2 separate regions of the Mus musculus genome follow, and region 2 is linked to region 1. The links are chromatin loops, found by intact Hi-C in ENCODE. Cell type or tissue: left cerebral cortex. All regions are shown on one strand. Links, peaks and the distances in the headings refer to the core of each region. The heading gives the core; the rest is flanking DNA. Region 1 holds the start of Slc35f5 (solute carrier family 35, member F5). Region 2 overlaps Actr3 (ARP3 actin-related protein 3).

Evidence for each region. Hi-C counts contacts between places; a loop is a spot of excess contacts. Peaks named below come from ENCODE experiments on the same cell type or tissue, not always from the same donor. Only the 100,000 strongest peaks of a DNase experiment are listed, where the experiment ranks them.
Region 2: it touches region 1 in a loop (3-fold over the local background); 5 of 42 quality-filtered maps call a loop at or near these places.

The regions. Positions count from the first base shown.
Region 1 is chr1:125,555,619-125,572,227 of GRCm38, forward strand. Slc35f5 (solute carrier family 35, member F5) reads left to right here and starts at 5,384. Exons shown (of 16, transcript NM_028787.5): 1 at 5,384-5,666; 2 at 6,657-6,747; 3 at 6,882-7,023; 4 at 10,850-10,993; 5 at 12,929-12,991; 6 at 14,929-15,010. The coding sequence starts at 5,627. In left cerebral cortex, for the core only: a CTCF peak has its summit at 7,301 (motif pointing right); DNase peaks (open chromatin) are centred at 4,873, 5,277 and 5,775; H3K4me3 peaks cover 2,163 bases; H3K27ac peaks cover 1,976 bases.
Region 2 is chr1:125,393,935-125,410,543 of GRCm38, forward strand. It overlaps Actr3 (ARP3 actin-related protein 3), which reads right to left. Exons shown (of 12, transcript NM_023735.2): 5 at 14,586-14,681; 6 at 13,358-13,465; 7 at 11,911-12,054; 8 at 9,459-9,632; 9 at 3,518-3,610; 10 at 3,173-3,298; 11 at 1,134-1,217; 12 at 1-156. The coding sequence ends at 61. Among named protein-coding and RNA genes, the nearest start is that of Actr3, 33 kb to the right of the region's middle. In left cerebral cortex, for the core only: no CTCF peak of the experiment used is centred there; no DNase peak of the experiment used is centred there.

The DNA of each region.
Region 1 (16,609 bases), core at 2,894-10,893:
GAAATAGTTTGTGCAGAACTGGAATTAGATCTTCTTTGAAGGTCTGATAGAACTCTGCACTAAACCCATCTGGTCCTGGGCTTTTTTTGGTTGGGAGACTATTAATAACTGCTTCTATTTCTTTAGGTGATATGGGACTGTTTAGATGGTCAACTTGATCCTGATTCAACTTTGGCACCTGGTATCTGTCCAGAAATTTGTCCATTTCGTCCAGGTTTTCCAGTTTTGTTGAGTATAGCTTTTTCTTTTTTAAATGTGGGTTCTGGAGGATAGAACTTGGATCCTTGTGCTTACATGGCAAGTATTTTCCCCTATAACCCATCTTTCCAGCAATATAAATAGAAACAGTTTTTATATCATATTGCTTAGGGGGAAATGACAGTAAGAGAAAGTCTTCACATGTTCAACACCGGTGTAATTTTTCTGGGCATTTTATATCTGTGTCTAGTTAGATCCATGGCATGTAACCTATAGGTAAAAGGACTGTCAATATCTCTGTTTCTTTGCATTTGGTTGTGCACTTTTTCCCATATTTGGGATTCATGGATTTAAAAGTAGGTTCAACTGTCAACGTAGAGGCCTAATGTCTCCGGGCAGAATCATCTGTAGCTTCCTAGGCCTTGAACTTAAATTGTAGCCTTTGAGACTGGTAGACTGGCTAGCAATGGAGGACAAGGCTGGACACACACAAATTTGATTTTATATTATGGCACAAATAGTTTGGGAGGATTGCATTTTCTGGATTGCATTTCTGGGAATGTTTTGAAAGGGGTTACACTCAATACCAGATGGATCTTAGCAAATTATGATAAATTTCACAATTTTCACCTTTTAGAGTGATCAACTCCGGAGAGTAAAAAGGAAATGAATAAAAAGATCAAGCCCATGAAGTTAGGTAAAGAGCTACAAGCAGATAGGAATGGAGACAAGAAAGTGATTCATTATGCTGGAATGATCAAGGGGCAAAGGATGCTCAAGTTCACTTAAGAAATAGTGACTACCAGCTTAGTAACTGCTGCTATTCTGCATAATGGAAAACAAAATGAGAATCCTTGTTGTTGTGGAATGAAGACTGAAAGCACACCATTGACATTTGGTGGGAAGGGAAAGGCAATGACACGTTTCTAAGACCTATCTCCCATATAATTAAGAGATGAAGCCAGCCAGAAATGGTGGTATATACAGGGTGGATCCAGTTACTCTATAGCAGGAAGGATTGAGTCCAGGAGTTTGAGAACAGCCATAAGTAGACATTACAGATGGTTGTGATTCTGCCTAGCATATGCAAACTTTAAGTTTGATCCCTAACTCTCTGAAGGAAAAACAAACAAACAAAAACCCCAGGACTTGAGGTTACTAGACTAGACAACAGTTATTTTCCAAGACTTTTAAATGACTGAGGATTTAATCTGAGTAAAAATGGGGCAAAAATGCCTGAATTGATCAGTGTCTTAGGATTACTAGTGCAGTGATAAAATGCCATGGCCCATATCACAGTTCATCATCCAAGGATTCATCACCAAAAGAACTCAATCAGGGCAGGAACCTGGAGTCAGGAGATGATGCAGAGGTCATGGGGGATGCTGCTGACTAGCTTGCCCTTCAGGGCTTGCTCAGACTGCTTTCTTGTAGCATCCAGAACCACCAGTCCAAGGATGCACCACCCACTATAGGACGGGTCATCCCACATGAATCACTAATAGGAAAGATGCCCTGCACTCTTGCCTATAGCCGATCTTATAAAAACATTTTCTCAATTAGAGTTTCTACCTCTCAGGTGACTCAAGCTCGTGTCTCGTTGACATAAAACCCACCAACACAGTCAGGCTGGTGCTGTTGTAAAAAAACCATAGCAGGACCACTGTTCTGGTTACATTTCTACTGTTTTGATAAGGAGGAAGGGTTTATTTACATGCCTACCTCATAGTTGTGGTAGTTTGAATAAGCATGGCTCAGGGAGTGATACTATTAGGAGGTGTGGCTTTCTTGAAGGAAGTGTGTCATTGTTGGGGTGGGCTTTGAGAAACCCTCCTTCTAGCTTCCTGGAAATCAGTCTTCTCCTAGCTGCCTTCGGAACAAGATGTAGAACTCTCAGCTCCTCCAGCACCATGTGTGCCTGCACACTGCCATGCTTCCTGCCTTGATGATAATGGACTGAACCTCTGAACCTGTAAGCGAGCCCCAATTAAATGTTGTCCTTATAAGAGTTGCCTTTGTCATGGTGTCTCTTCCCAGCAATGAAAATCCTAACTAAGACAATAGTCTATCACTGAGGGATGCCAAGACAGGAACTCAAGCAGGGGAGGAACCTGGAGGCAGGAACTGAAGCAGAGGCCATGGAGAAGTGCTGCTTATTGGCATACCCCTCAGTTTTCTTATACAACCAAGGGACCACATGCGCCAGGAGTGGCACTGCTCTCAGTGGGCTGTGCTTTCTCACATCAGTCATTAAGAAAATACCCTAAGGGCCAATCTGATGGGGGCACTTTCCCAGCTCCCTCAGATAATCCTGGATTGTGCCAAGCTGACAAAAAACAAAACAAAACAAAAAACCCAAACAAAAACAAAACAAACTATCTAGCCAGATAAGCCTGGTTTTATGGAGCACTCTTAGAGAATTTCCCTAAGACAGCTGGAGGAAAATATTACTGGAATAGTTAAATTAGTTTTGAGAGTGCATGAAAATAATCTACCTAGAATGATTTTATTCCACACACAAACACTGTCACCACTGTCCTTTAGCAGATGCTCTAGGAATACGTAGTAATAGTAGTAGCTTGTGTGTAGGTGCTGTCATTTTAAGCAATCCATATTTATATATGGAGAATCTAAGGCACACTGTAAATAATCCTCAATATTCTATAATAAGTTTTCAGAACTAAAACCCATGTGCTGGGTGTGTGGTAGCACATACCTTTGATCCCAGCATTCAGGATGGAGAGGCAGGCAGATCTATGTGATTTCAAGGCCAGCTTGGTCCTCATAGTAGTTTCCAGGCTGGCTCTCTCTCTCTCTCTCCCTCCTTCCCTCTCTCCCTCTCTCTCATCTCACTATATAGCTTTACCTGTCTTGTAACTCACTATGTAGACTAGGTAGACCTTGAAATTAAAGCACTGGGATTAAAGGCATATGCCATCATGTATGGCCTTGACTCTTGATCTTGACTGATTCACTATATCAGATGTTAAAAGACGGAAAAGCTTGTGCTGGAATAATATGGTGTATGGGTATAACCAAATACCTACTATGTAGTACAGTAACTTCAAGTACTTGCTACACTGTGGCTATGTACTCTGAATGATAAGTTTTTTCCCTTTCCTTTTAAAGACGGCGCACTTTCTTGGGAGTTGATGGAGCCAGCCAATACTTAGAAAGAGGATGGATCAGATTTTAAACAGGTAAAAACAGATAGAATGTTAGAGTTTTACTGCTGTGAACAGACACCGTGACCAAGGCAACAATATAAAGACAACATTTAATTGGGGCTGGCTTACAGGTTCAGAGGTTCAGTCCATTATCATCAAGGCAGGAGCATGACAGCATCCAGGCAGGCATGGTGCAGGAGGAGCTGAGAATTCTACCTCTTCATCTGAAGACTGCTAAGAGAATACTGACTTCCAGGAAGCTAGGGAGAGTGTTTTAAAGCCCACCCCCACAGTGACACACCTACTCCAAGGCCACATCTCCAAATAGTGCCACTCCCTGGGCCAAACTTATTCAAACCACTACAGTATGCTTAATCATTTGTTCTTAACTGAATGACCAAGCAAGTTGTGTTTGTTTGTGTGCAGGAGTGTACAGACAGAGGCCAGAGACCATTAGGTATCCTGCTCTGTCACTCTCCTTACTCCTTACTGAACCGGAAGTGTCTGGCAAGTAGCAAGACAGATCCTTCCATCTCTGCCTCTCATCGTGCTGGGGTTGCAAATGTGCACATGACCAAGCCCAGCTTTTTACATGGGCGCTAGGGATCTAAACTCAGGACCTCATGCTTGCACAGCAAGGACTTTTGTCCACTAAGTTATCTCTCCTGTTCCAGCAGTGGGTTTCTCAGTGACTAGAAGTGTTTGATGCCAGGAGTTTTTTAGAATCCGACCAGATCACAAAATGTCCATCTTAATTTTAGTCATAAGACTTTGTAGACAAAGTTAAAAGAGAAGGATGAAACACAGTGACTACATGAGAAAAAAATATTTCCTTGCCTCATTTGATAAAAATGCTAACAATGCAATTGTGGCTACAGAAGCCTTAAGTCTCGTGTTAATCTAAATATAAATCAGGATCCTGGCCAATTTTTCAATTTTATGGGAGCTTCAATACCCATAAAACAAAAACCCATGGTTAGCATCTGTGGAGGTCTTATGTGTCACAGGCTGAACTGATTTGTTTGAGAATGTATGTATACTGGGTGTAAACATACAGCCGAGGCACTCACATGGTTTTATGGCTTTGTTTTTGTTTTTTTCTTCCCATAAAAAAAGTGAGGGCCAGGGAGATGAATAACCTGGTCTACAACTTCTAACTGCAAGAATGAAGCTCTAGTTTACGGACAAAAACGATCTAGGAATCCAACGGGGCGCCAAGCTACACTGCCTGATTTTAGAAAGGGCTACTGGAAAATGCTTGCTTAAACACTGGAAGAAATGGTGCAGTCAGCTTTCGCTTCAGGGCGGGGCAGTGGGGAAGTCTGGCAGCCTTGCCAGGGCTGGGTTCTCCCTCTTCTAGACATCCCCGCCCTCTCCGCTCTGTTCTCTTCCCTTCTCTGTTCCTTCGCGCCACTGTCACGACTCCAAGCCACAAGCCTGTTCAAGGCTGGCGTCCACACTACGGCAACAAGAACCAGGAAACGTGCCCTCCCCCGGTCCGAAGTCGCGTCCGGCGTGACGTAACCTGCGCGCCCGCAGTCTTTGGGCTAGGGGGCGGGGCCGCTGAAGCTGACTGGACAGGGGCGGGGACTGCCGGGCTGTCTGGGGGGCGGGGCTCTGGGCAGACCACCCAGGCCTAGGGTATGGATTGTCAACTGGGGGAGGAGGCAGAATGGACGCCGGGTGGACGAACTGAGAGCTGAGCTTGACCGGTTGACTCACTGAGTGATGGGGAGGATGTCACCTAGTTGGTGGACAAGCTGGGGGCCTAGAGTCTCCAGGATGGGGTCCAGGGTACCCGGAGCGGTTCCTGTCTACCGGGATGCGCTGCCAGGTTCGCTACCCAGGGGCGGAGCTTGACTGGGATCTCGCCTAGCTAATTGCTCAAAGGGCAGCTCTAGGTGGTCAATAGGTCGGGGGTGGAGTCTGACTGGCTGACGGGCAGGAGGCGGGGCCTGCCGGTTGGCCAGCCGTGGGATGGGCTTGTTTGGCCAGCAGTGGGCGTGGCCTGGCTGGCTGACCGGCCGGGGGCGGGGCCTGGGCCGCGGCCGCAATCCGGGCCTCCAGGACTCTCGCTGCCAGCGCCGTCCGGTGGCCTGGGTCACTCCCCTCCGTCGGGGCCGAGTGCTGTGACAGCCGCGGCCTTGAGCCGAGGGGCAGCGCAGCTTCTTAAGTTGGGCTTGCTGTGGGGCACGATGCTGGGGTCTGTGCGTGCGGTGTGAGGCGGCGGCTCTGGGCGGCGGGCCGAGCCGGGGCCGCTCATGGTGCCGCCACGACTCCATCGAGGGGCAGGAAGGCCAGGTAGGCGGTGGGCCGGCGTCCGCGGCCAGGGAGGACGGGTCAGAGTTCTCACGCCCCTCACGAGGCAAGAGGCTGGGTTTTCCTCATGTCTTTCCCTCGCCAAGGGGCGGCTTCCCTGTGCCAGCTGTTTTCTGTCGTGACTGGGCGGGTGGGGAGCGAGGATGATCCTGGTTCTCACGTGAGGGGAGTGGACCCTCGCACATCACTTCCTGTCAGCGAGCTGAATCCCCTGGAGATGGGGGGGTAAGGACACGCGTGTCTAGACTGCCAGGGGCGGATGTCCTGAAGGGAGAATCTAGAGAGTTCTGTTTATGAGACTTCGAGGATCCGTTTACAGCACTCTTCAATGTGCCATATGTGGAATCTTCTTCTCTCTCTCTCGTTTTTTTTACCCGCCTGGTACCCAGGACCTCTTTGAGTATAACCTTTTATTTTTGGGGGGCTGGGAGGTGTCAGGTCGGGGACAGGTCTTAGGTATCCGAGACTGGTCTCAAAAATCACTTTGTAGCCAAGGGTAACCTTGAACTTCTGTCTTCTGCCTTACAGGCATGCACCAGCACACCAGGCTTATGGCCTGGTTCCGCACTCTACTAGCTGAGCGACACCGCTAGCATGGGATTTCTTGTTTGTATTTGTTTTGCTGTTGTTATTATTTTGTGACACAGTCTCATATGGCCCATGCTGGCCTTGAACTCAGTATGTATTCTGACTGACTTTGATCTTCTGATTCTCTGGTTTCCCCTCCCCCCACACCCCACACTTTCCAAGTGCTAGGATTATAGACACGTGCCACTGTGCCCAGTTTGGGAAGTGTTTGGGATGCAACCCAAGAACTCATGCATGCTAGGCAAGCATTGCACTACTAAGCTACATGTCCCCAGGGTGGCTTCTGTTGCATACATTTTGATAGTCCTTGAAGGTGAAGAGTGGAAAAGATGTGATTTTACACTTGAACTTTCCCTAAGCGTTATTTCTGTGGTGCTGTTTTAGGTGGGCTGAGTTCTTTACCTCCATTTGGACTGGGCTCTGCCCGCTTTGCAGGCATTGCATTTGAGGATCTCAGAGAAGCCCTTGCAACAAGGTAAATTCTCATGTTATCAGTAAAAAGCAGAGACTACTAGCAAATGTCTCTTGTTTCCTTGGGCTGGATTTCTAATTTTTATGTGGTTCTTCTCAAAGAGGCTCTAATGAGATCTCTGTTTTCTAAACTAACAGACTGCAAATGGTTTATGTGTTTATCATGAACCGTGTGAATTCCCAGAGCAGTGGTTTCAGTCAGCGCAGGCGAATGGCCCTGGGGATAGTGATTCTCCTGCTGGTTGATGTGATATGGGTGGCATCCTCAGAACTCACCTCGGTATGTATTTCTCCACCAATGATGTTGCACTGTGATAGAATTAACATGGACCTAGAGGATTTTGCTAATGATGTAGGATAACATATAGTGTCAAGCTATAGTATTTTCATGCTTCTAACATCAGTATTTTAAATATTGTTGAATTCTTTGTTTTTCTTTGGTACTGAATTAGTGTCATTTAAAGTAAAAATTGACAGGATGCTCTTTGTTGTTTTCTGAAGGTACAAAAACTTTGTGTGTATGTGTGTCTATATATGCACATGTGTGCACACGTGCCTGTGGAGGCCAGAAGGGGGCATCTGAGTCCTTGGAACTTAGATAATTGTTAGTCCTGTAACGTGGGTACTGGGGACTAAACTCTGAAGGAATACTAAGCTCTTTGAATCATGGAGCCATTTCTACAGTCCTACCTACAGCTTTCTCACATTTGTAGGAAACATATCTCAGAAGATTTTTTTTTAATTACATAAAAGGTGGTTTTGTGTTAGTCAAAATTGAATTTATTTCTTCATAAATACTGTTTTTTAGGGAACAAACATTGAGGGACAGTAGAAAGTAAGGGTCTGGGTATATAGCTTAGTAGATTCTTGATACATAAGAATAAATTTGAAAAAGAGGGTATTTTTGGAAAATAAACATAAGTCATCAGATTTTTCATGTATAAGCCACTGTTATCCACATGCATACACTGGTGAATCCACACTTGTGTGTTTACTGAGTCACACATTTTTATCAAAATTGCAGTGTTTGGCTTCAGTTAAGCTGTTTGTTAATCGATGTCTCATTGGGAGTAGTGTGGTACTTTGAGTTTATAAGCTAATTTTACTTTGAGTTTGTATACTTCTTTTTTGTTAATGATCCTTGTAAGAAGAAGATAACAATTTTGTTGTTTATAGTTTTTATTACATTTATTTATTTACTTATTTATTTAGATGTATGTGTGTGTAAATGTGCCAAGGATTTAGAACACAAAAGTTGTAGATTAAATTATAATTTAACAATTTATATCTAGAGGTTAGAAAAGTTATTGAGGCATTATGTTGTATACAGAATATGTATTTTAGGGTACTTTTGTTTATTCTGTTTATTTATTTGTTCACAGGGCAACTTGTGGAAGTCTGTTTTCTCCTTCTATTTTATGGGTCCAGGGATCAAATTCATGTTATTAGGGTTGGTAGCAAGAGCCATTACCTACTGAGCCATCCGGCTGTCACAACTTTTATTTTCAGAATTAATCACTTAGGCTTCACATATTGCAGTCATAAGGAAATATCTACGTTTTATAAACGTATGTTTATAAAATGGCTTTAAATGTCAGAACAGACCATTTGATATCCTGGATCTCACATTATAGCTAGGCCAATAGTTGCGGTTATGTCTTGTGAGTAAATAATCTTTTGCCCTTCTGAGATTTGGCTCTGGAATACCACAGACACTTTGCTTTTCACTTGAAAACTATTCTGTAACCTTTTAGATTCACATTTCATAATTTTGCTTCCGAGAAATCACTTTCATGTTGATGGGTTCCTAAAGCTAACTTTTACATTTTGCAGCATTAAATAAATTGTTTTGTTTATCCGATAAAAAGCTTTAGACCGAAACTAGGCTTGCCTTTAGATCCCAGTGCTCAGGAGGCAGAAGCTGGCAGATCTCCCTGAGTTCCCACATCAGCTTCGTCTGCATAGTGAGTTCCTGCCCACAGTGAGACTCTGTCACCCCGACTCCTGCTACTCCAAAGGAAGGATTTAGAGCATGGGAGCAGTAGTTTTATTCTAATTTAGCAAATCTCCAAAAGTTAGAAAAGTTATTGAAGCAGTATATTGTATGCAGAATACATATTTTAGGGTGCTTTTTGCATATTCAGTTTTTAGTATTTTCTCTTGGCAGGTTATCCTTGTGTAGCCCAAACTGGTCTGGAACTCACTATTTAATCCAGGCCATTTCCTCTTACATACTGGGACTCTGTATAGTGTCCCACTGTCGTTATACCTAAAAGAGCTAGAAAAGAAATTAGTTTTTAAACACATAACGTGCTTTAGTGAAAAAAATTACAAACTTGTTATCTTAGAGTATATAGAACAGGTTTAAATCTTCAGTCAAGTAAACATACCAGACTTCAGGACAAAGTGCTTGCCCCATGAGCAGAGTGACCAGAGTTTGGATCATTAGAAACTATGTAAAAACCAGACAGGTGTGGTGGCTTCCTGTAATTCCAGCATCCAGAAGACAGAGGCCAGGGGTCCCAGGGACAAACTGCCTAGCTAGACTAGTTGGAATCGGCAAGCTATAGGTTCAGGGAGAGACCTTACCTCCACAAATAGTTAGGAATGGAGAAAGCTACGGAATATCAGCTTCAGACATCTGCACACACACCTGTGCACACAAGTACCCATACACATATGCACACCCCAGACACACTAGAGACATACACATGAAAAGGGGGAGACTAAAATGGTGTAATAAACCCCAGGACGCATCGCTTTAACAGTGGTCAGTCTTTCTAATCTTATCAACTATGTTCATCCCAGGTGTCCTGGAATAGTTTATGCAAACTCTGACTACATCATTTTTTTTCTCTACTTATCTCACTGGAAATCACATTATTTTTATTTTAAAAGCATAATTGCTGCTATTACCACATCTAATAAAATGAACTATCATTTATTAAAAATCCCATGCTGATTAGTTCATAGTCACGTTCTTCCTGACGTATCAGGGTCACACACACACACACACACACACAACCCAGTTAGGCTTAGATCCACATGACTTTTGTTGCACCTCTCTACTGTGTGCCACTCCCTGTTTGCTTTGCCTTTGTGTATTAGAGAAATTAGGTCATTCGTCCTGGGAGACACCTCACCTGCTTGGTCTTGCTCATTGTTTCCTTAGCCTGTCACTTAATTTGTTCTTCCACTTCATATAAAATAGAGTTAGGGCTTGATGTAGGTTCATTTCTTGGCAAGAATATCTTGGTAGTATTGGGTACTTTATGACATCAGGACAGGAGGCATATAATGGCTGCACAGCTATTTTGGGTGATGCCATTGGATATAGTTCAGTAGATAGAGGTGCTTGCCACTATGCCCAATTGCCTAGTTTTTATCCCATAGACCCATGTAATAAACCAAGAGAACCAACTCCTACAAGCTATTGGCTGACCAGTACCAACACACACACAATTAAAAAAGTAAAATTCACCATTGGCTAGCCTAGTCTGCTCAGTGAGTTCTAGGTCAGTGACAAACCATGGCTTACACAATAGATATGTTCAAAGATGACACTGGGTCTTGTCTTCTGGTATCCATGAGCATGTGCACACACGTGTCTACCCACAAACACATGCACCTACACACACACACACACACAGAGAGAGAGAGAGAGAGAGAGACGGACAGACAGACAGACAGACAGACAGACAAAGACTTCTATAACCCTCTACCTGTTTTTTTCTCGCTTTGGTACTTCCATGACCCCTGAAACCCTTGTGTGATACTTAGTACATGTCTTCATGTATGTGTCTCCTCAGGAGCTGGGAAGACTGCTTTAGCTTTCTTTAACTTCTAACACAGATACTCCTGCATAATAGGTTTTCAGTAGACTGAACCCCACCCCTGCCCCTTTTTAAATGGTTGTTGCTGCTTCATTTGACAATATTACCTCTTGTGTGCAAGGCACATACAACATTCAGAGATGGACTTCATGTCTTGTTTTCTTTGGCTTTTCCTGCTCATATGGACTTCTAAGAGTTAAAGATGCAAAGATGGAGACAGGTAGCAAGATTTTAAACCTCTTAAGGTTGTTTGTGTAACATTTCTCTCTACAGTATGTCTTCACGCAGTACAACAAGCCATTCTTCAGCACCTTTGCGAAAACATCCATGTTTGTTCTGTACCTTTTGGGCTTCATTATTTGGAAGCCTTGGAGGCAACAGTGTACAAGAGGATTTAGAGGGAAGCCTGCTGCTTTTGTAAGTTTTCAATTTTGTCTGTTAAGTATTACTTTTTCTGTTTAGTGGTAGATCAGTTTTCTTATAGTCAGTTAAGTGTTCATTTGAGTATGTGATGGTAGACTATTAAAAAAAAAAGCCAGATAGTGGTGGGGCACACCTTTAATCCTAGCACTTCAGAGACAGGCAGGCAGATTTCTGAGTTTGAGGCCAGCTTGGTCTACACATCAAGTTCCAGGAGAGCCAAGGCCACAAAGAGAAACCTTGTCTTGAAAAGCCAAAAACCAAAACCAACATCCCCCCTCCCTCACAAAGACAACAAACAGAAGCTATTTGTGACAAATTTTGTTTTATTTTTAAGATGCATTTTATTTGTGTGTGTCTCTGAGAGAGAAAGAAACAGAAACACAGAAAGACAGAGAGACAGAGACAGAAGCAGAGGGGGGGGGGGAGGAGGAGGAGGAGGAGGAGGAGGAGGAGGAGGAGGAGGAGGAATGCATACATTTGTCAGGTGTCCATGCACAGAGGTCAGATTCAGGTGTCCAGTCCCACAGAGCTGGATTTAACAAGCATTTATGAGAAGCCTTACTTGTTAATCGCTGCTCAGATCTGAACTCCCATCCTTATAGCTCTGGAGAAAGCACTTTTAACCAGTGACTGACCTCTAGCCTATGTCTAAACATTCAAACATATTCTTCCAACTTGGCAGTAGAATATCTCGTAAGGAATCAAAAGTGTATGTCACTTTCTGTCCCTTTTGTTTTGATATCTTTGAGTTGTTAATGATTATTGAAGTAGACAACATCCATGTCTAAGGAGAGGATGAAGAAAGGAATGCCTACAAATAGTATCTAATGTCTTTAGCCATTTGCAGTTTGGATGAGTCATGTAATGAGCTGTAAAGTGAACTGGAAAATGAAGCAGTTCAGTTTTATGCATTAAGTGAAAAATTTTTATTCAGCATGTCGGATATTTGGCCAATTAAATAACATTCTTCATGGATGCTTTGTAAGGTGCTCATCCACAATGTTGATAAATATGGCAGTGTATGTAGCAACTTAACTCTGTGTAATAGTCAGCTTACATTTTTGAGAAGGGTATTAAACTGTCATTTCTACTCATTCTTTAAAAACAATTTCTCTTTCCACTCCTGTAGTAAATAGAAGTAGCATCAAATTTTATCTATTTCCTTCTTACTATTGTAAATATATGTAATATAAAATTTATTATTTGGACCAATTGTTTCATGTACAGTTTAGTGGCACTAAGTGCTTTGCTGTGCACTGTCAATCTCTAGGACTCTTTTTGTCATTCCAAATAGAAACTTTGTACTTATTAAATAAGAATCTCTAATCTCTCTAACCTCTCAAATACCTCTTAAATACAGTTTTATTCGAACACAGAAAAGGGAAAAGCATCCCTGGTCTTCCCTTCCTAGTTGCTAGTAGCTGTGATCTACTTTTCTGTTAGTTTCTGTGGGCTTAAATCGTAGTTTCCTGGTAGAGTGGCAGGGTTATGAAGTGTAACTGTACTTTCACAGTGTTAAGTAGCTCTACAGTGTAGGCCAGTCCCTGAGCTCTGTTACACACTAGTCTCATGACACTACTGGGGGTTTCTGTCTTCTTTCACTAATTCACCCATCTTTCTCTGCCTGTCTGAAATATTGCAGTAGTGTAATGAAAGGACTTGCTGTGCTTTAGCCTTACATGACTCACTGAGCTTTTAATCCAGGCTCGGCTACTTTGATGAAATAGCCAGCCTCAATTTCTTCATCACCAAAGACAAGATGATAAGATCTACTTTGCATGGCTGCACCCTTGGCATTGGCTGCTGTTGTTGAGAACAATAGATGCACAAGTTTATTCTGGACTTTAGTTTGTGTTCATTTGATCTCTCTGAATAGCCGGGCGTGATGACGAGCTTCCATGAGTTTGATGTCCTGTTCTCTGTGTTTAGTTTGCAGATGCTGAAGGTTACTTTGCTGCGTGCACAACAGATACAAGCATGAGTAGTTCTTTGGTGAGTGCTGCCTTTCTCATCCAGCCATAGCAGGAAGAGCCCAGACAGATTTGCTGCCACCCTGCTTATGTGAGAGATACAGCTCTGCATTGTGTGCTCTTGGAAGAATCACTTCCTTTCCTTAGGGAGACTGAGGGGTTAGACTGAGGGAGACTGAGGATGAAACTTACGTCGTCATTACTTGCTGAGCCATCTCACTGGCCCTTCTAGTACAAGTTTTAAAATATGGCTCTTGTGTTATTGTTGTTTGTTTATCTGAGGTTAAACTATATTGTGTGTCAAACAGATACACACAATTCATTTGTGTGAAGATGTTGTGAAGCCTTTATGAGACTTTGAGAAAAGCTGTTTGTTGTCTGAGATCATAAGCATCAGTAATATAATGTCAAATCATTTGCCTTGACTAAAAGAGAAAGAGAAAGAGAAAGACATTTTAACTGTTTTGTAAGAACTGACTGGCAGCAGATTCTCCTTCCATCTTTTAATCATTTAAAGGTTTTCAAGAATTGCTGATTTGGGATTCAGGTGGTAGCTCAGTTGCTACAGTCCTTGCCACACAAACATGAACACCTGAGTTCAGTCTTCAATGTCCATGTAAATTGCCAGGTGTGAAAACAGGAGTTTGTAATCCCAGCAGAGGGGCAGAGACAGGAAGCTAGCTGGAGCTTAGTGACCAGCCAGCCTAACGAGTGAGCACCACGTCCCAGTGAGAGAGAGTTCAAAAAACCAGATGGACAGCACCTGAGAACTAGTAACTGCCATTGATCTCTGACCTCCACACCTGTACCCACACAGACACATACACCCCATACCTCTACCCCTCCACCAAATAGTTGTTGTTGTTAAATCTTATGTATAGTAAAATAATTTGACAAATACAGATATACTATATCTTTGAATATCTGTTCCTTAGTTGCCTTCCCCATTAGTCTGTGTGTTTCTTCTTGGGGGAAGAAACTTGGTTTACTCACTCCCATTCATAGGACTTAGAACAGTGCCTGTTTAGGAAGTGCTCAGAGTTATTTTGTTTGGTTTGTTTGTGGGGAGAGGCAAGGGTTCACACTGTTGCATGGGCTGGCTCCACGCTCCTTCCTCTTCAGCTGCCCAGGTAGCAGGGCATTCCAGCAGAGTGCTGTGTATGTATGTTTGAAGAATGAGAAGAGGCAGAACATTTTCTGTTGCCTAAAAGAGGCTTATTTTTATGATACAGAGGTATTAGATGTCAGAATGTGCAAAAGATACCAAGTTTCACTTCTAAACTTTAAATTTTTTTATTATTATTGTAGTAGTAGTAGTAGTAGTTGTTGAGGGAGTGTTGAGGCACATGTGTGTGTGCATGGGGAGCTTAGAGGACAATTTGGGGGAGTTGGTTCTTTCCTTTTACTGCAGATTTCAGGGTCTGAAGCACTCTTATAAAGGACAACATTTAATTGGGGCTGGCTTACAGGTTCAGAGATTCAGTCCATTATAATCAAGACAGGAAGCATGGCAGCATCCAGATAGGCATGGTGTTGGAGAAGGAGTTGAGAGTTCCACATCTTGTTCAGAAGGCAAACAGGAGAAGATTGGCTTCCAGGAAGCTAGGAGGAAGGTCTTAAAGCCCATCCATAATGACACACTTCTTTGAACAAGGCCACACTTCCAAATAGTGCCACTCCCTGTGCCAAACATACTCTAACCACCACATTAGGCTTACACAGAAAGTACTTTGGCCTGATGAGCTGTGTTAGGGCTGACATTTCTACTTTAAAATGGTTCCTTTGTGTCCCTGTGCCTATGTGGACTGGTTGGGTTTCCTTTCCCAGTTTCTGGGGGAGTGGTGCTGAGTAGATAGGTGTGATGGACCCTGTGTCTGCGTGCCTTGCACTTAAATCTGCCCAGTTGATTGGCTTTGGGTTTTGCTGCTTATGTTTGTTTCTGTCTACATTGCGTTCTAGAGTGAACCTCTTTATGTTCCTGTGAAGTTTCATGATCTCCCAAGTGAGAAGCTCGAGAGCACAAACATTGGGACCGAAAAGAGTGAGTTACGGTCAGGGTTCCATGCTTGAGAGTGAGTGGAGAGTTAGCTTCCTTAAAGCCACTGTGAGTTCACTGGGCTCACATGGTGTCTTGACTTGTGTGGGGGTTGACATGGCCTTCAGTCTTCTGAAGTTTGACTGCATTGTGAATCTGATACAATATAATTTCTGTATTAATTCAACTGGAAATATTTCCCCAAAATCAAGGAAACTCCATGATTTCTTCTTCTTCTTAATCATCAATATATCATGTGAAAATATATTATATGAATTAACACATTTATATGGATGAATATATATTCATGTGAATGAATATGTTTATATATACATATATAAATTATGTATTCATTTTCCTTTGAGACAGAATCTCATGTAGCCTAGACTAGTCAGTTGTACCATGTGCCAAGGAGGATCTTGAACTTCAAGTGGCCCAACTGTGCAGCCTGAATGTTAGGACTATAGGCACATACTGTCATGCTTGGTTTAGTCAGTGCTGGGAATGGAACCCAAGAGCCCAGCTAGTCAAGTACTCTATCAACTATCAGTGGAGCCACAATTTCAATTGTGTGTGCATGTGTGTGTGTACACACACTTTCTATTTATTTATCTAAATGAGCAGTATTTTCACAAATAGAAAAATACCCAAATACAATATTAAACATTGTAAGAGTTTTGCGAGTCTTTTGGATTATTTTGGTTGTATTTATTTATTTATTTATTTATTTATGGTTTTTTGAGACAGAGCTTCTCTATGTGACCCTGGCTGTTCTTGGAACTTGCTGTATAGACCAGGCTGGCCTCGAACTCAGAGATTTACCTGCCTCTGCCTTCCAGGTGCTAAGATTAAAGGCCTGTGCTACCACCACCTGGCTCTGTGAGTTACTTCAGTAAGTCAGCCTCAATATAAGGCACAGTGTTCATCTGTTGCTTCCTTTGCAAGGCATGAGACTGCAGAGAAATGTTCTGAATGCTTGCCTAGGAAAACAGTTTTCACAAATTAGCTAGCCATGAAGAATAATCAAAATAATGATTTACTGTAAATGCTAAAATAATAAGCATAGTAAAACCCTGAACCAGGTGGCCATGTATATATACTACTGTAAACCTTTTGTAGGGATTTTTAATAATTTAGGCTGTTTTTTTTTTTTTTTTAATTTTCAAGACAGGGTTTCTCTGTGTAGCCCTGGCTGTCCTGGAACTCACTCTGTAGACCAGGCTGGCCTCGAACTCAGAAATCCACCTGCCTCTGCCTCTCAAGTACTGGGATCAAAGGTGTGTACCACCACGCCCAGCCCCTCAGGCTGTTTAAATTTTTAAAATTACTTTTAAAATTTATTTTGTATTCCTGTATAGAGACCAGAGAACAACTTAAAAGAGTCAGTTCTTTCTTTCCACCATGTAGGTCCTGGGGAATCAAACTCAATGGCAGGGCTTACCCACTTAACCATCTTGCTCATCCTAGTTAAACTCTTTAGAACAGTTTATAGATTAAACCATTTTTTTCCTATTAGTTCTTTTGACTAAGCAAAGTTGCCCCAGGTAATAATATAACTAGTATTTTTATTGTCTTACCTTTGATCATAAGTGAACAGAATAGTCA
Region 2 (16,609 bases), core at 5,108-13,107, 160 kb before region 1:
AGGTCATCAGAAAGATTATCTCATTTCCATCTCCCTAACCCAATCAACAAGAAGTCAACTTTAGGACATGACTCCAAACACTGGATTGTGACGACAAATGCTAGGTCCAATTTCTTCATAATCCTTTTTGGTGTGGCATACTTGGTAGAACTCAGGCTGGAAGAAAAAAAAAAAACAGAACAATGCATTTGAGAGGTCAAATTCTCCTATTTTCCAACAGTCTATAAAAGAAATACTTTTAAACTCGTGTTAAATAAACAATATTTATCAGTCGATTCATGGCTTTTGGACAAAGCTCAGAACTCTAAAAACCAAGATTAAAATCTAGGATAGACAAATCTGCCGGAACTCCAGGGCCATTAATTCACAACCCACCGTTCACTCGACACCTGTCTCTGCGGGGTTCTGACATGTAGTCTGTTCTGCTGGGCTTTTCCACTTGGGAAATCTAGATTTAAATTGGGACAGGAATCTGAAGGACAAGAGCCTACACTATCAGCATGCCTGTGCCCTCCCTTTTCACCTGGTGCATGACTGCATTCTAAAGGGCAAATCACACACGCACCCAACAATGCAGCCCAACTGCAGAGGACTAAATTAAGAGAGAAACCAATCTTTGCTTGTTTTAAATGGTTTATATCCAACGCTGCAAATCTAGTAACTTACATAAAAGATTCTGTATCTTAATAGCCCATGCCCTAATACAACTGCAGAAATATTTACTATACTAATTATATTAGAACATGTTCTAAGGGAGCATGTTTTGTTCTGGAAAGAGGATTCTGGAATAATTCTCTTTATTCTGTTTCAAACATTGCAATGAAACCTAACGTTTTCTTTAATATTTTTAGATATTTAAACAGAAATACCAATAACCTTCTGGTGAATACTGTTTCTACACATTTAAAAGAATTTTCCCTATAATAAATGTTAAAATAAAGTATAATAAGCTCACTCTGAAGTATATAATATCTAGTAAGGACAAGGTAAAAAGAACAACAATAAAGTGAAATGACTTCCAAATATAAATACTATGTGTGTTATACACACACACACACACACACAACTGACACACACAATTTTTACTTTCTTATTTTTATAAAATATAAAAGTTTACAGATAAATTTACGAACCGTGGAAGCCAGCATTGACCCTCCAAACCAGACTGCATACCGCTGCATATGGTGTGTAATAACTTGTACATCAATAGGCTTGGGCTAAAAAGTAACAAAGTAACAGTAAATTCAAATACCAATTTCTCAATCAATTAAGTTTAAATGCGCATACACAAAAATAATAATTATAAAGTCCAAGGGACAGAACTCAGGACCTGAGATTATCTAGAGTGGGTGTGATGGAACAGCAGATGAAGATGACCACACTTGTCAGTACACACAGCATAGCACCAGTATTTGCCCTACCACACCGGAGTTGAGAGGCTCCAAATACAATGATGCGTGTTTAAAGAAACTGAAATGCTATTACCTTGCTTTGATCTTACAACTTGCATACATGTATCAAATTATCACACTGTACTCCATAAATCATGTATAATTAAATACTAAACATATAAATCAAATACATATAAGGAGACATGCATGGGGCAAAACCAGGGCAGACAGAAACTAACTCTATTTTTGGCAACTACTTCAGCCACAAACAGGAACAAGTTAACTGTACTTTTGGCAACTACCTCAGCCACAACTATTTCAGGAAAACAAGAATGAATGTTAAAACTGCTGGTTGAAAAGTCTCATGAAGCACAGAACAGCTATATGGCCTGACAGCCTCCTCTTAAGTTTCTACACATGGGAATGCAAAGGTAACAGGCTATACACAGAAGAAAACTGGCAGGAAGCCTCTACCAAGCAGTTAAAGTCAATGCATTCTCTGACAAAACGCAGTAAAACTGACATGAAAACGCTTCTGTGATGTGACTGTCAAAGCACAAACTACACCCACCCAGAAGGAACACCAAACAGACCCATACCAAGACAAAGTTCAGAAAATACACAGCCTGAACTCTTCAAATATGTCCAGGCTAGGAAACAGTGAGCAAAGTGAAGCTTCCTAGAGCTCCTTAACTGGAGAATAGGCCAGCAAGATGGCTCAGTGTTAAAAGGCATTTGTTATCAATCTGAGTTTGCCCACAGGACCCACCCACATGGTAAAAGGATCAAACCAACTCATTCAAGTTATCCTTTGATCTCAACATGTGTGAATGCAAGCACACAGGTGCATGCGTGTACACACACACCACCCCAAATTATGGAAGGAAGGAAGGGAGGAAGGGAGGGAGGGAGGGAGGGAGGGAGGGAGGGAGGGAGGGAGGGAGGGAGGGAGGAAGGGAGGAAGGAAGAGAGGGAGGGAGGGAGGGAGGGAGGGAGGGAGGGAGGGAGGAAGAGAGAGAGGGAGGGAGGGGGGAGGGGGAGGGAGAGGGAGAGAGGGAGAGAGAGAGAGGAGAGAGAGAGAGAGAGAGAGAGAAAGAGGAATGTATGTTCCTTGACTAAATAATATAACATTGTTTTTGTTTTCTTCTGTTTTTAATTTTATTCTGTTTTCCTTTGGCTTGACAGATCATTCTTAAATCAACTGGTGAAATATGTCTTAGGTCAACAGCCATACCTTGTGTTTATAATCAATGTATGAATTCCCCTAAGTCAGAATTTAAACTTTTATGTGTGTGTCATGGTATGCTTGAGGAGGACAGAGGATAACACTGAGAGTTGCTTCTTTCCTTTCACCTTTCTATGGATTCTAGGGATCAAACTCAGGTCAGGTCACTGGGTGTGTACAACAAGCATCTCACCAGGCCCTGCTACACAGATTTAAAACTATATCTGTGAAACACAAGTCAGCCTTTCACACAGTGGAGTTATGTGAGTGTCAGAAGAATTGGTTGGTTGAGGAGGAAAGCAAACATAAAAACCTTTTTTGCACAAGCAGTCTGCCTGAGCTGTGACATTTTGTCATTTCTCAACAGAGCTCAAACCAGAGCAAAGTACCAAGCAACAAACTGCACCCATGATTCTAGGGATAGTGGCTACCTTCCAGCAGGACGCCTGGCATGATTGTCTTAATGCTCCTAAGTGAGAGCTGGCAAACATTCCTGTCCAGAATGCAGTAACAAGGGGGTCTTCCACATTCTCTGTCAATGGTTGAGAAAACCAACCTTCAATCTACCACCACTCAGCTCCTCGCTTAACTTCAGCCTGGCATCTACAGTTCTCTTCAAATCTCTTTGCAAACGACGTCCAAAGTCCCTGAACATGGTTGAACCACCAGAGAGGACAATGTTCTGTGGTGGTAGAAAACAAAAACAAAAAAAACCAAAAATTATGATCTTTATTTTAAAAGAGAAGCAATCTAGAGACAAATATACAAGAATTCAATTGTGTCTTTTCTAAGACACAATTCTCTAATATTCAACAATGAACAAGAATAAAGGCTTTAAAATATGCTATTAAATATTATGAAAAGAAAACTTAAAACTCCAGTTTTTGCTGTAAACACTAACCTTGTAGAGAGGACGCCGGACATCAATGGGGCAATTCTGAATGACTTCATCTACAACTTCTGAGATAGGTTGTGTAAAATCTGGATTAGCAAACTGAAAATTAAGTATATTTTATACATGAGTGTATAGAATTGTTATGTTAACATTGTGTTAGTGTAATGTTCAAGTTAATAACAATCCAGCTCAGGAGTGAAAGGACCATGGTGACCAACATACTACAGCTACTGAGGATAGAAGTCAGGCAAGATTCAATTAACAAGCCATGCCTGTACTATGAGACAGTAGATATACAATAGGAACTTCTGTACACAGCTAAGAGAATACCCGAAGAGGAAAACAATCTGGCAACAGCTGTCAAAGATCCAAGGAGCCACACACCATTGGCTCTTCTTCAAACATTCCCAAAGGGAACTCTGATCTATATACTTTATGTAAAACTTCACCACAGTGAAAAGGTGCTAGAGAAATGGCTCAACAATGTAAAACATTTGTTGTTCTTGCAGAGGGACCTGGGTCTGTTTCCAAAACATACACGCTGGCTCCCTCCTTTAATTCCAGTTCTAGGGGATCCAATGCCCTCTTTTGACCTCTACAAGCAATAGGCACATATGTAGTACACAGACATACATGCTTACAAAACACACACATAAAATAAAATCTATAAAAAGGTGAAAATAACCACCAATGGTCCACCAGTAAGTAAGATGTTGTACACCTAGTCATTAGATTCTGCATCTGCAAACTGACTTGCTACCCTCATATGAACAGGTTACACTCATTTCCACATACACAGGGCAGCAGCACTTTCAATCCAAGTGCGTACTTGTACGTTCCTGGTTGACGCTGAACAGCGTGGTACAGTTTAGGGTTAGTATTCCCCTGCTATGATCCTGATGTGACCCCGATGATTAGACCCCATCCACAGCACATGCTGACGTGTAGACCTGTGTCTAGGAAGAAGTCTGGGGTGTGTCTTACCAACAAAGTGCGCGTTACGCAGCATCTTTAAGACATAGATAGCAGAATGGATGTCAACAATTATTTCAAACAGATGAACACACAGACCAGAGGTATGCAGATAGGATGGAGAAAACTTGACAAGGGACAGAAAACTATCTTTTTCTTTCCTTAGGAGCAATAGTTCAGTATGCAGTACTTTATAATATTCTCAAGGACTTTATCAACAGATGAAGACAAAGAGTCAGTGATGTATTTAGTATTATTCATCATAGCCAAAATAAAGCCCTCTCTATCTAATATGTGATGCTCAAAAGCAAACCAACATGCCACATGTTTGTAGACCGCTACATGTAAAGTAGATCCCAACTCTGCATTATAAGGAAATAGAAAACAGAGCTCAGCTTGGCTAGCTCTAGACGAGTCATTTAAAGACAAGCTCATATGCAGTCAGAGGCAGGCTGACTGTAAAAGAAACCAAAACAGAACTTGAGACTACTGTCCAAGATGGCATTTGTGACTACATACAATCTTTGTTGGCTTTAGACTGCAAACAGTGAAGAGCCCTTAGTTCTCAAAGCACTGTGGTAATAATAAGCCCATGGTAATACTTTAACTTCAGAACCTGGCACTGGTTTTATTTTGTTTGTTTAACAAACACTTAATTTCCCCAAATCTAGAAAGTAACAATTTGACAGAAAAATCTTTTTTATTACACTGATTTCTACAAAACCCTTCCACTGTTAAGCATAACTAGTAAAGTCTCTTCATTGCCCTTTGTCATCACTAATATTTACCTAAAACAGCCACAGCCACACACACACGCACACACACACACACACACACACACACACACACTTCTCCTATGATATATTGTTAACCTTTCCCATAATCTTGCTCATCTTATCTGCTATACTGTGAACAGAAGGCGAGAGAGCAGGGCTGGCTGTGCACATCACAGCTGTGTCTGCATCCTTTGCACTGCACTCCATCTCCTCATGTCTGATTTTTACTGACCCACAATTTTTCTAAGAAGCTTAGGCTGACCCAGAATTTTCGGTAATCCTCCTACCTTAACCTACTGAGTGTTGGGATTACAGGTGTGGACACAACTTCCAGTTTTTAGTCTTTAACCAGGAATGCACAAAAGTAAAACTTTACAAAACTCTCTATGTTCCTATACTCTGTATCCACCATGGAAATTCTGATACAGAAAGAAATGAAGTTTAACTTGGGCCTATCTGTTGGAATATAGGGCCTATCCACTACAATGCAGAATCTCCCAAATGAAAATCAGAATGGTGGCAAGTGGTTAAAGGTGTGTGCTACCCTTGCAGAGGACCTGAGTTCAGTTCCCAGCCCCTATGTGGGGGAAGCTCACAATTGCCTTTAAGTAGCTCCAGGAAGATTGACCCTCTAGAAGATCCAATTCTGGCCTTGGCAGGTACCTGCATTCAAGTGTACCCACATACACCCATAAATATAAATATAAATTTAAAAATTTTAAATATTTAGAGCTAGAGAGATAGCTCAGCAGTTAAGAGTACTGGCTGTTCTTCCAGGGGGAACCCCAGGACCCACAAGTGTGACAGCTCACAACCATCTATGACTCCAGGTCTGGATGATCAATGAATGCCCTCTTCTGTTTTCCATGGGCACAAAGCAGGGCAATGGTGCATAGATGTACATGCAGACAAAACATCCACATACATAAATAATAATCTAATTAAGGAAAAAGAAGGTCAGGTTAATATAAACGGGTTAAAGAAAAATTAAAATTTCCTCAAAAATTTAATAAACTCAACAGTGGTTCCCCCAAACTAATTCTTGGCCCTTCCTTCCTTCAGCTTCCTTTTAAGTATTAGTCTAACTGTTCCCTGGTCAGGTCTCAGCCGCACAAGCTGTTGAGAATGTTCTAAGAGGCTATTAAAGGAGGATTATTCAGGTAGACTGAACATATCAAATAAATACAATACCCCATGTCTGTGTCATAGTTAGAAATATATTCATAAATTTAAAGTATAAAATGGCTTTAATTTTTTTTTGTTTGTTTTTTGTTTTTTGTTTTCCAGACAGGGTTTCCCTGTGTAGTCCTGGCTGTGTCCTGGAACTCACTCTGTAGACCAGGCTGGCCTTGAACTCAGAAATCCGCCTGCCTCTGCCTCCTGAGTGCTGGGATTAAAGGCGTGTGCCACCATGCCCGGCTAAATTTTTCTTTAAAAAAAAAATTTAAAGTTCCAAATACACTCCTTCTAAAATCTTTCTAATATCTGTGGTGAACTTAGCTATTCAAAAAAAAATTTTTTTTTCAACAGGATGTCTGCATCACAGTCCATCCTCAAGGCTCAGGGAGCTATGGGAATAATAGGAGGCTGAAAGAATAGGAGCCAGAGGTGCTGACTCCAAGGAAGCAGTGTCTTCCAGACATGATAGGAATGATGCACACACAAAACCTAGAGAGTGTGCAGCACACACAAGATGTTCACAAGCTCAAACCAGACAAACTGCAGCACTGAGAGGGGCACACAAATTCCCACCCCTTGTGAGAAACTCTGCAGTAACTGATATCTACTAGGAAAATCAGCGAGGTTCCTGGGTATAGGGCAAGGTCCATGCCCAGGAAGCCAACACAAAACTGAGTGATTTAGACTTCATATATTATTGACTACTTTGCCTTACTGGTCTTCGTTTTTATTGAGAAAGAGAAAAGAAACACAGACAGAGACAGAGAGACAGAGCTTCACCATGAAGTTGAGCTGGTACAAAGCTGAGGAAAGGAGCTGGGAAGTTAGGGGAGGGGAAAGAATTATGATCAAAATATATTGTAAAAACATCCCTAATAAAAACCAAAAGTCAATCTTCTCATCTTCCATATATTTTATCATCAGTATTCAAATCTTAGATAGGTTAAATATTCTATCATTCATCTAGTCCAAATTAGAAAAATGAATGAATACTTCAATTAACAGGGAAACTAGAACACAGAGGAATCTTAAATATTCACTTGGGAAGTAGCACACTTTCTATAAAACACACACACACAAGCAAGTTCTATTCTGGGAAACTACAGTGAACTAACTAAATACACTCATCTAATTTTCTCTCACCAAATTAAAACCATTGGTAAAGAGAGTTTTTAATTGAAAAAAAGTCTAAAACAGACAATGCAAAGGTACAGCTGTTGAGAATGTGCCGACCCTTACACTTCAGTCACCAGTGACGTCAAACAAGAATGACGTTGTTCTATAATGGACCTTTCGCTCAAAGAACTAACTACATCTGGAGGCTTAGAAATTGAGGCAGGGGAGACAAAGGCATACAGTCCCATAGTCAGCCCCAATTCTCTGTAGGAGCCCATCAAATGTTCTCTCCTCAAGACTTGTATTTAATGTATTCTTAAGAAGACTATTCTTCCGAAAACAGCTTTCTGAGCTATTTTTATCCTCTCTAAAAGTAATCAAAGTACACAGAGGGTGTCAGAAGTCCCCTAAATGAACTGTCACAGAGTAGGTAAGTAGCTCAAGCAGACAGAAGCACTGACTGACTTTAACTCACATGCTAAAGAACTGTGTGTTCAAAGGGAACACACAGGGACAAGAGCAGAAGAGAAGAGGCAGTTATCTTCCATAGCTCAAAGTCAATTCAAAAATGCCTACAACTCGGTGTGTGTCTGTGGGAGGGCACAGGGGGTGGGGCAATGGATCAAAAATGTAAATCTCTACAACTCCAGCTCTGCTGTTTGGTTTGGTTTGGTGGAGCCTAAGATGGCCTCAAACTCTAGATCCTGTGCCTTAGCTTCCAGAGTGACAAGGTTACCTACAGAGCTGCAGCACCACGAGCAGCTGAGTCCAAGTTTCCAGAGACTCATCTGCTCTGCTCTCTAGTTATTCTGACTGCCACCCTACATTTCCCTTGACAAAATCTAAGTTACTCAAGGTACAGATTCTTCATATCCTTATCCCTCTCACAGCTAAGTATTTACTAAATCATAAAGCCCTCATTTTGTTTCTCCTTTCTCCATGACTGACATTTATTCACCTGAAAATCTACAACAAACTCATCTGCTTCCAACCCAATTCAAATCATTGTTCTGATACAAAACCACCTTTATGTGTGTGTGTGTGTATCTCCTACACATCTCCATGTTATATTTCCACACACTATGAATTCTCAAACATGTAAGATAGTTACCCAGCCAACTGTTGGGCTGACTTCATGTTAATCCCTCTGAGAAGTTTCCTGGTTCTTTCGAGCAGACCTGTGCTATTTCTACAAACTCAACAGCTATGTCCATCTGTTAAAGCAACTACTCTCATTTAACTACTTTTCTTATTCTCTAACCTCAAAAGAATACGATTAAATAGTCTTTCAGCTTTCAATAGTCAACACTTAATCTGAGACCATGAAAGTCACAGCCAGTACTGTGTTTTAAAAAAAAAAAAAAGCAATTATCGAAAATAACAGTTCTTGATGCTGAATAAGCACAGCAGGCACTGAATACCAAAATTCTAGTAAAGTTAAATTCTTAATATCAAGTTACCTGAAGAATTTATTATTAAAGATTACCAAGAGCATCTATTTTATTATTTTATGGAAGACTTTGTGTTCATTAGATTCCACACAGTCCTTTTGCAGTAGGGGCAGGGAATCTTTCCCAGGGATTAAGCTGTTACAAACATGAACGGCTACCTTCTGCCTTGCTCTTCTACCTTCTACCTTAGCTCTCCCCAGCACATAAAGATTAAAGAGGCAGGGTATGTACAGATAAGAAGGCTTTAACAGGAGACTCTTCTCAGGTGGGGGTGGGGGGAGTAGGCAGGGGTTGGGTGTAGGGTAGAAATCATTCACTATGGTGCTTTCCGACACTAAAAGTTTCTGAGAATGATTCTCTCTCAATTTCTTCTGACTTTCTGCTGCATATTTCAAAGTGATCTGTTTAAAACAAAGCAAAACAAAACAAAACACACCAACTACCAAGCATTACCTCTGGATGGAAAAAGATCTCGGGTCCCAGGAATCGCTCATAGCCAACATCAATAGAAAACTCTTTCTTTGAGATGGCGTTGACTCCGGTGTACTGTTTGATCCACTTTGACCCATCGGTGTCATACTTGTTAAACTCTTTTACTAAATCTGGGCAGACATAACTGTAGCGTTCCTGAAAACCAAATAAATAAAAGTTTTTTTTTTCTCTTGTTTTAGGTCAAGTTATAGTATATCAGTCAAACAATCAAATGAAAAAGATATAATTAAGTAATTTTGAGAGGTGAACTTTTAATACTAGAATATCATATTGTGTGGTACAAATGAATGGTTCATCCATACATAATTTCTTACCCCATCTATCAACACAACTAAAATCTGAAAGACTAAACTTGGTCCTAACAATTTTAATGTTACTTTATAAAATCATGCACAAAAGATTTCAACATCTACTATCTCAGTAACAAAATAGAATGTTCTATAATGGACAAAAACCAAAAAGCACAAATAGAAAAAGAATACCTATACCAACACAAATTAACACAGATCCTTTATGCCTATTTAGAATAAAACTAATTCTGATCAAGGTAATGAGTAAAGAAGAAATACAGAAATGTAAGCAACTCTGCTCTTGCCTGAAAGACTGAATTAACATCCATGATTACCTGACTGTATCCCACTGCTTCTATCTATCCCTCCATCAATTGTTGAGAAATATGCACAATATCCTGTAATTCTGAATACCAAGGACATTTTTCAAGCAGCGACAATTATTATCACAGATAACAACAACAACAACAAAATACACAAAGCTGTCATGATGTGGCATTGTGGGGTTTCACACCTTTAATCTAGCGCACTGGGGAGGCAGAGGGAGGAGGATCTTCTGTAAGTGGGAGGCCAGCCAGCACTATATAGTGAGACCCTGTTTCAATCCCCCTGCAAAAGGGAAGACTTGTATGAAAAAAAGAACAATCTCATTATCTTACATACTGTCTTAGTTAGGGCTTTACTGCTGTGAACAGACACCATGACCAAGGAAATCTTATAAGGACAACATTTTATTGGGGCTGGCTTACAGGTTCAGAGGTTCAGTCCATTATTATCAAAGCAGGAGCATGGCAGGATCCAGGCAGGCATGGTGCAGGAGGAGTTGAGAGTTCTACATCTTCATCTGAAGGCTGCTAGCAGAAGACTGTCTTACAGGCAGCTAGGGCGAGGGTCTTAAAGCCCACAGTAACAGTGACTCACTTACTCCAACAAGGCCACACCTTCTAATAGTGCCACTGCCTGGGCCAAGCATATACAACCCATCACACACATCTATCTCCAAATCTTGGAGATGGAAATTTTATTAGAGAAGTTTTTTTCAAAGACCTTCAGCATGAGCAGTCTTCCTTGGAATAAATCTAAATTCTCAGTATCCTTTTGCTTGCTTGCTTGCTTTGTTTTAATGTCATAGATTTGCCAAAGAAATTAAAAAATAATAGTGTTGATTAAATTTTTATGCATTTAGTAGTATGGAGGGATTTTGTTGTTGTTTTTATGAGATCCAGGATCTCTCTATAGCATTGCTAACCTAGATCTTGATATGTAAAGTAAGCTGTCCTCAAATTTAGAGCTCTGCCTGTCTCTGTTCCTAAGTGCTAGGATTAAAGGTGTGAGCCTGGCTTCGTATGTTTAGTTTTTAGGTTATCAACTTGACATAAAGTTCAGAAACCATTTAGTAGTCTCTTTACTATACAGGAAGTAGTCAAGACATCTTCATGGCTAAGCTTGAAAGAACAAAGACATCTCCACAAAGGTCGTACAACGAGATGCAAATAAATGAGACTTATTTTTGCAAAGGCAGATTTACATATTCAAAGCATGAGAAATACAGAAAATTTTCAGCTTTGTTGATAAACAACAAATTCCAAAAGCTATACAAAAAGAATAAGGAAATAGTTTTTCTGCATGTATGACACAAATGATATAAGAAAGAGCATACATTGTCAAAACCTAATCAAATACCTCACATACCCATCAGTTTTTGTCATGCTCCACATCACTGATTAATGTCCTGTATCTATACTGCAGAGCTCAACAAGCCAATTACACCAAAACAATTTTAGTAACAAAAAACTATTAGGATTAAAATAAAGATCTCAGAGTAAACTGAGATGTAATAATTTCTGGGTAAAATCAATCTTTACTTTTAATAAAAGGAGTAATCACAAAAGTGTATGTTTAAACACTCTTATGCTAGCCCTCTCAAGTTGAGAGAATTGATAGAATATGCAAAGGGCAGGTGATCATCAACCATTTCTCACAACCATAGATTTGTGAGAAATCTATAGAAAACAACTTAGAGGGATTGCTTTGACGAGAGCATGTTAGGTAAGGTGCAGTTCTGCCATCCCAGTTAAGCAGTGACTCGTCTCCAGCTGACCCAGTCAGTGTGTGTAGCTTACCTTCACTGCTTTCGCAGTTTCCAAGGACTGCTCAGGAGGGATTCCTACTTCTCGGTCTCGCAGCAGTTGCTGAATAAAATATGTTATATCTCTTCCTGCGATTGGAATGTGTTTAATACAGCTGCCGATAACATATCCTTCAGCCTACATACAAGGAGAAAAAAGTGTCAAATTTACTTTAGTGTTCCCAAGAGAGTAAGCTGCTTAGTGGGGAAAGTGCTTGCTCCAGGTCCTGAAAACTAGAGTTTAATCCCTATAAACTACATAAAGGTGCAGGGAGAAATCCAATCCCACTCACATGCCCAGGCAGCACGAGTAGTATCACCTCATTTCTGTATAATAATTTTTAAAAATTGTATTTCTAAAAATAGATTAGAAAAATTAAGATCCATTTCTTAGCCAGTTGTGACAAGATACCTAAAGTCCCAGCATCTACAAGGCTGTGGCAGGATTCAAGGTGTCTTCATCTACTATTGCCTCCAGACAGTGCCTCTGACTGAACCAGAAACTTGCTGTTTTTAGCTGGGCCACTGGGTCCTTGAAACTACACCATGTCTCTGTTTCCCACTACTGTGATTAGGTATGTACAACTATGACCTGCTTTTCATGTAGGTACTTGAGATCTGAACACAGGTCTTCATAGAGAAGAGAACAAACTCTCTCACCCACCAAGTCTTTATCAGCCCACAAAAATTATTTTAGATACCACAAAGGGGAAAAAAAGAGCTATCAAGTAAATTATACAAGCTATTAAATGCTAGGTACATCCTAATATGATATTAAAAGACACCTAAAGGCTAAACAAAAGGGGATATATCCACACAGTAAACTGAGACTTGGCAATATAAAGAAGCATATGTACTATAACATGGACAATTTCAAAAACATAAGTGAACACAACACAGCCTGTCATAAAGACCAGAGTATATAATTCCTCTTCTATGAAGTTACTGGACAAGCAAACTATTCACACAGAAAGCCTGTGGCTGACAGATATTATGTACACCATATTTGGAAGCTGTCATTTGCTACTTGAGCTCACTAAGAACTTTTCCTCTTGTGTGCCCTTCTTTTCCTCCTACATGACCCATGATGCCAGGTGAGATTGTCACCACAGATTATTCTGCCCCTTTCCTAGGGCTTTAAGTGAAATCAAATCTGGGGCTGATCATGCCTTATGTACTGTGTGAGGTCCACAACACTCTTTTCAGCTCTGTGACCTTTACCGGTCACAAACATAGCTATGATTTGGGGGAATAGTATGGTAAGGAGTTGGCATTGGCCTCCTTTTAGCACTGTTGATGCTCTTAAGATCTTCGAGATCCTCATGCAGTCAGTGATGGTGGTAGCCCAGGAAGAGCTTCCAGTCTTGTAAAGGTCCATCTTTCCTACCATTTGCCTCTGGGTATACTATTTCACATCCTCTTTAGCAATTTTCTGTACTTACCACAGGAATGACATGAGTGACTCCGTCTCCACTGTCTATTACTGTACCCGTCAGCGTCCGCTCTCCTACTTGTCTTGAGGTCCAGGATGCAGCTAAGGCAAGAACAGCCTAAAAGGTTAAGACAGACAAAAAATAACCTGTTAAAGAGTTACTAGGGGTGAAAGTCTACAGAAGTAAGCTGTAATGAGACTACATACTGTCTACAGTTCATGGGCCTCTTACTGCATCAGGATACTTAGAAAGTTCAGAGTTTAAAAGGAACGCTCTCTTCCTAGAGCCACAAGCAAGAGTGACACAAACATGTATGTAACATGCACAGCACGACCTTGCCCAAGCTTAAATATCAGACTACCACAAACTACCAGTATATCCTGTCATCACCATGAGCTAGCAAGCACTACTCTTAAAAACTCAGAACTCAGAAGTTCCTAAGTGCAAGCTGCAGTATACAAGTACCTTAACTGAAAAGGCCATACACACTTCCAGACACCATGAGTTAACTAGAAAACCAGTAGCACACAATACCACTTTCCTACCAAGAATCTCATGATGGCTGATACAAAACAACTCTTCCCAGGGTGGGGAAGGGGATGGGGGTAACTTTTGTAAACTGAGTATCAGTTTTTTAAAAAAGGTAATTTCTTAAAATCAAAATATATGAGTAGTTACTAAAAACAGATGATAAAACTAACTTTGCCTGCTTACAATGTAACAAAAAAAGGAACCAAGAGGTATTTAGTCTACTACCCTCCTTTAAAAACAAAATAAAAAAGCCCAAAAACCAAAAAACCTCCCAACAATCATGTGGCTTCAGACTCCTGAGATTGCAGCCATGGCTCATCACCCAACAACAACAACAAAATCATTTCAATAATACAATGACTGCTTACCAGCACACAATATTTTTAAAGGTTTAACAATGAAGAGTTTCACATAATATTAAAAGAACCCAAACTAGAATATGTATATATTAATATACCAACCAGATTACAGAAATCTTACTGACTTTTGCACACCAAAGAAAGAAACAAATACTAAATGAGTGACGAGTAGCACCGAGAAGTCAGGCAAGCACAGCCCTACCGTGTCTAAATTGTCACCTCAGGAAAGCATGGTATGATTCAAATTATGCTAAAGCTTTCTAGGAAAAGAGATATGCATGGTTTAGGAGAAAATTAAGCCTGGATAAAATGTAAAAGGCAAGCTTAAATAAGCATAAGCCACTTACCTGCACAGCAATGTACAAGCCTGGAACATTGAAGGATTCAAACATTATTTCAGCAGTATATTCCCTGTTTTCTGGAGTATTCAGTGGAGGTTCAGTCTATTGAATTGAATGGTATTTTAAATAGACAGTATCAGATCACTTTAAACTTTATAGGCAATTTCTAAAGGGGAACTAATTTATAAAATAATTTGAAAGGCACTAAATTTATAGGTAAAAAGACACAAAGACTACAGGAAGACCATAGAGAGTAAAACAGACCTACACATATACAAAAATAACATATTCTCAGTGTCTGTGTGTTCCTTCCGCTTTTGCTCTTGTTGTTCCCCGTTTGTTTTGCCCATGCCGGCTGGTTTATGTTTTTAGATGCTTGTTTGTTATTCTAATGAGATAGAAACGAAAGGGTATGGATTCGGGGGAAAGTTAGAAAGATCTTCGAGGAACTGGGGGAAAGGAACTATAATCAGAACACATTTATTATAATTTTTAGTATAATTGAAAATTTTATTTTCAATTAAAAAACTGAATTGTTCAATATCATTACAAGTCACCACCAGGAAAACGCAAACTAAGACCAAATCAACAATCATAATGACTAAAATTAAAAGAGATTAACAGGCTAAAATGCAGGAGCAATTCGATTACAATGTTGGATGAAGAGTCACCCTAGGCCAGAGTTCTATACCAGTTAAGTGTCTGCCCTGCAGCAGAGCAAATCCACAAAAGAGATGAGATTAAATGTCTATAAGGACAAGAATGTTCAAAGAGCCAGACTGTCATACATAACTGCATGATGTAAATTTTACTATAGCACATCTTATACGAATTCATCAGTGTAAAAACCAACTACAGGCAAGATTAATCTCACTTGTAAAATAAAATTAAAATAGAATGATTCACTGGTTACCTCTAGGGAATAAGGAGCATAAATTAACTAGAAAAGGTATTGATAATGTGTTATTTACACAACTACAGCTGTTAAAACTAAAGGTGGACCAATCACCTAATTCTGAAAAACTACTTTACAGAAACACATTTATACTTACTGACTACATTAAGTATGGTCTATGGCTATTTCCACTCTACAGTAGAGCTGGATAGCTGTAACAAAACCTGCTACGCTCTCATTTGGTTTCTTTAGTATCCATCCGTCTGTCTGTCTGCCTACCTAGGTAGCTATCTAAACTATCTATCACATCTATCTACCTACCTACCTACCTACTACATACCTACCACTATCTGGCCCTTTTTCTTTTGCCACACCTGGTCAAAATCTATAGAATGATTTAGCTTTGTGATTTTTTTTATAGTAAACTTTATATGAAAAAGAATATAAGTGGATGCTCACAGTCTGCTATTAGATGGATCACAGAGCCCCCAATGGAGGAGCTAGAGAAAGTACCCAAGGAGCTAAAGGGATCTGCAACCCTATAGGTGGAACAACATTATGAACTAACCAGTACCCCGGAGCTCTTGACTCTAGCTGCATATGTATCAAAAGATGGCCTAGTCGGCCATCACTGGAAAGAGAGGCCCATTGGACACGCAAACTTTATATGCCCCAGTACAGGGGTAGCCAGGGCCAAAAAGTGGGAGTGGGTAGGTAGGGGAGTGGGGGGACTTTTGGGATAGCATTGGAAATGTAAATGAGGAAAATACCTAATTTAAAAAAAAGGAAAAAAAAAAGATTGTCATTTAGTAGACAATCTTGCTGACCCCTTTGGCATGCTAAATAAAGCCCAACAAGAGGACATGTTGAATTGAAAAAAAAAAAAAATGAAAAAGAATATAAACAAATAATGAACTGTTTGATGATGGACATACTAAATGTTTAAGCATGAATTGATTCTCATCTGTATATTGTTCATTTTGATGTGATTCAAAAACAAAACAGATTAACAGATGGATAAACCAATACATGTCAAAACAATTATGCTAAATGTAATTATACTGAAATGTTAATTATTGCACTTAGGTTGTAGGCATATAGGTGTCTACAGTTATGTTCTTTTCACTACAAATAA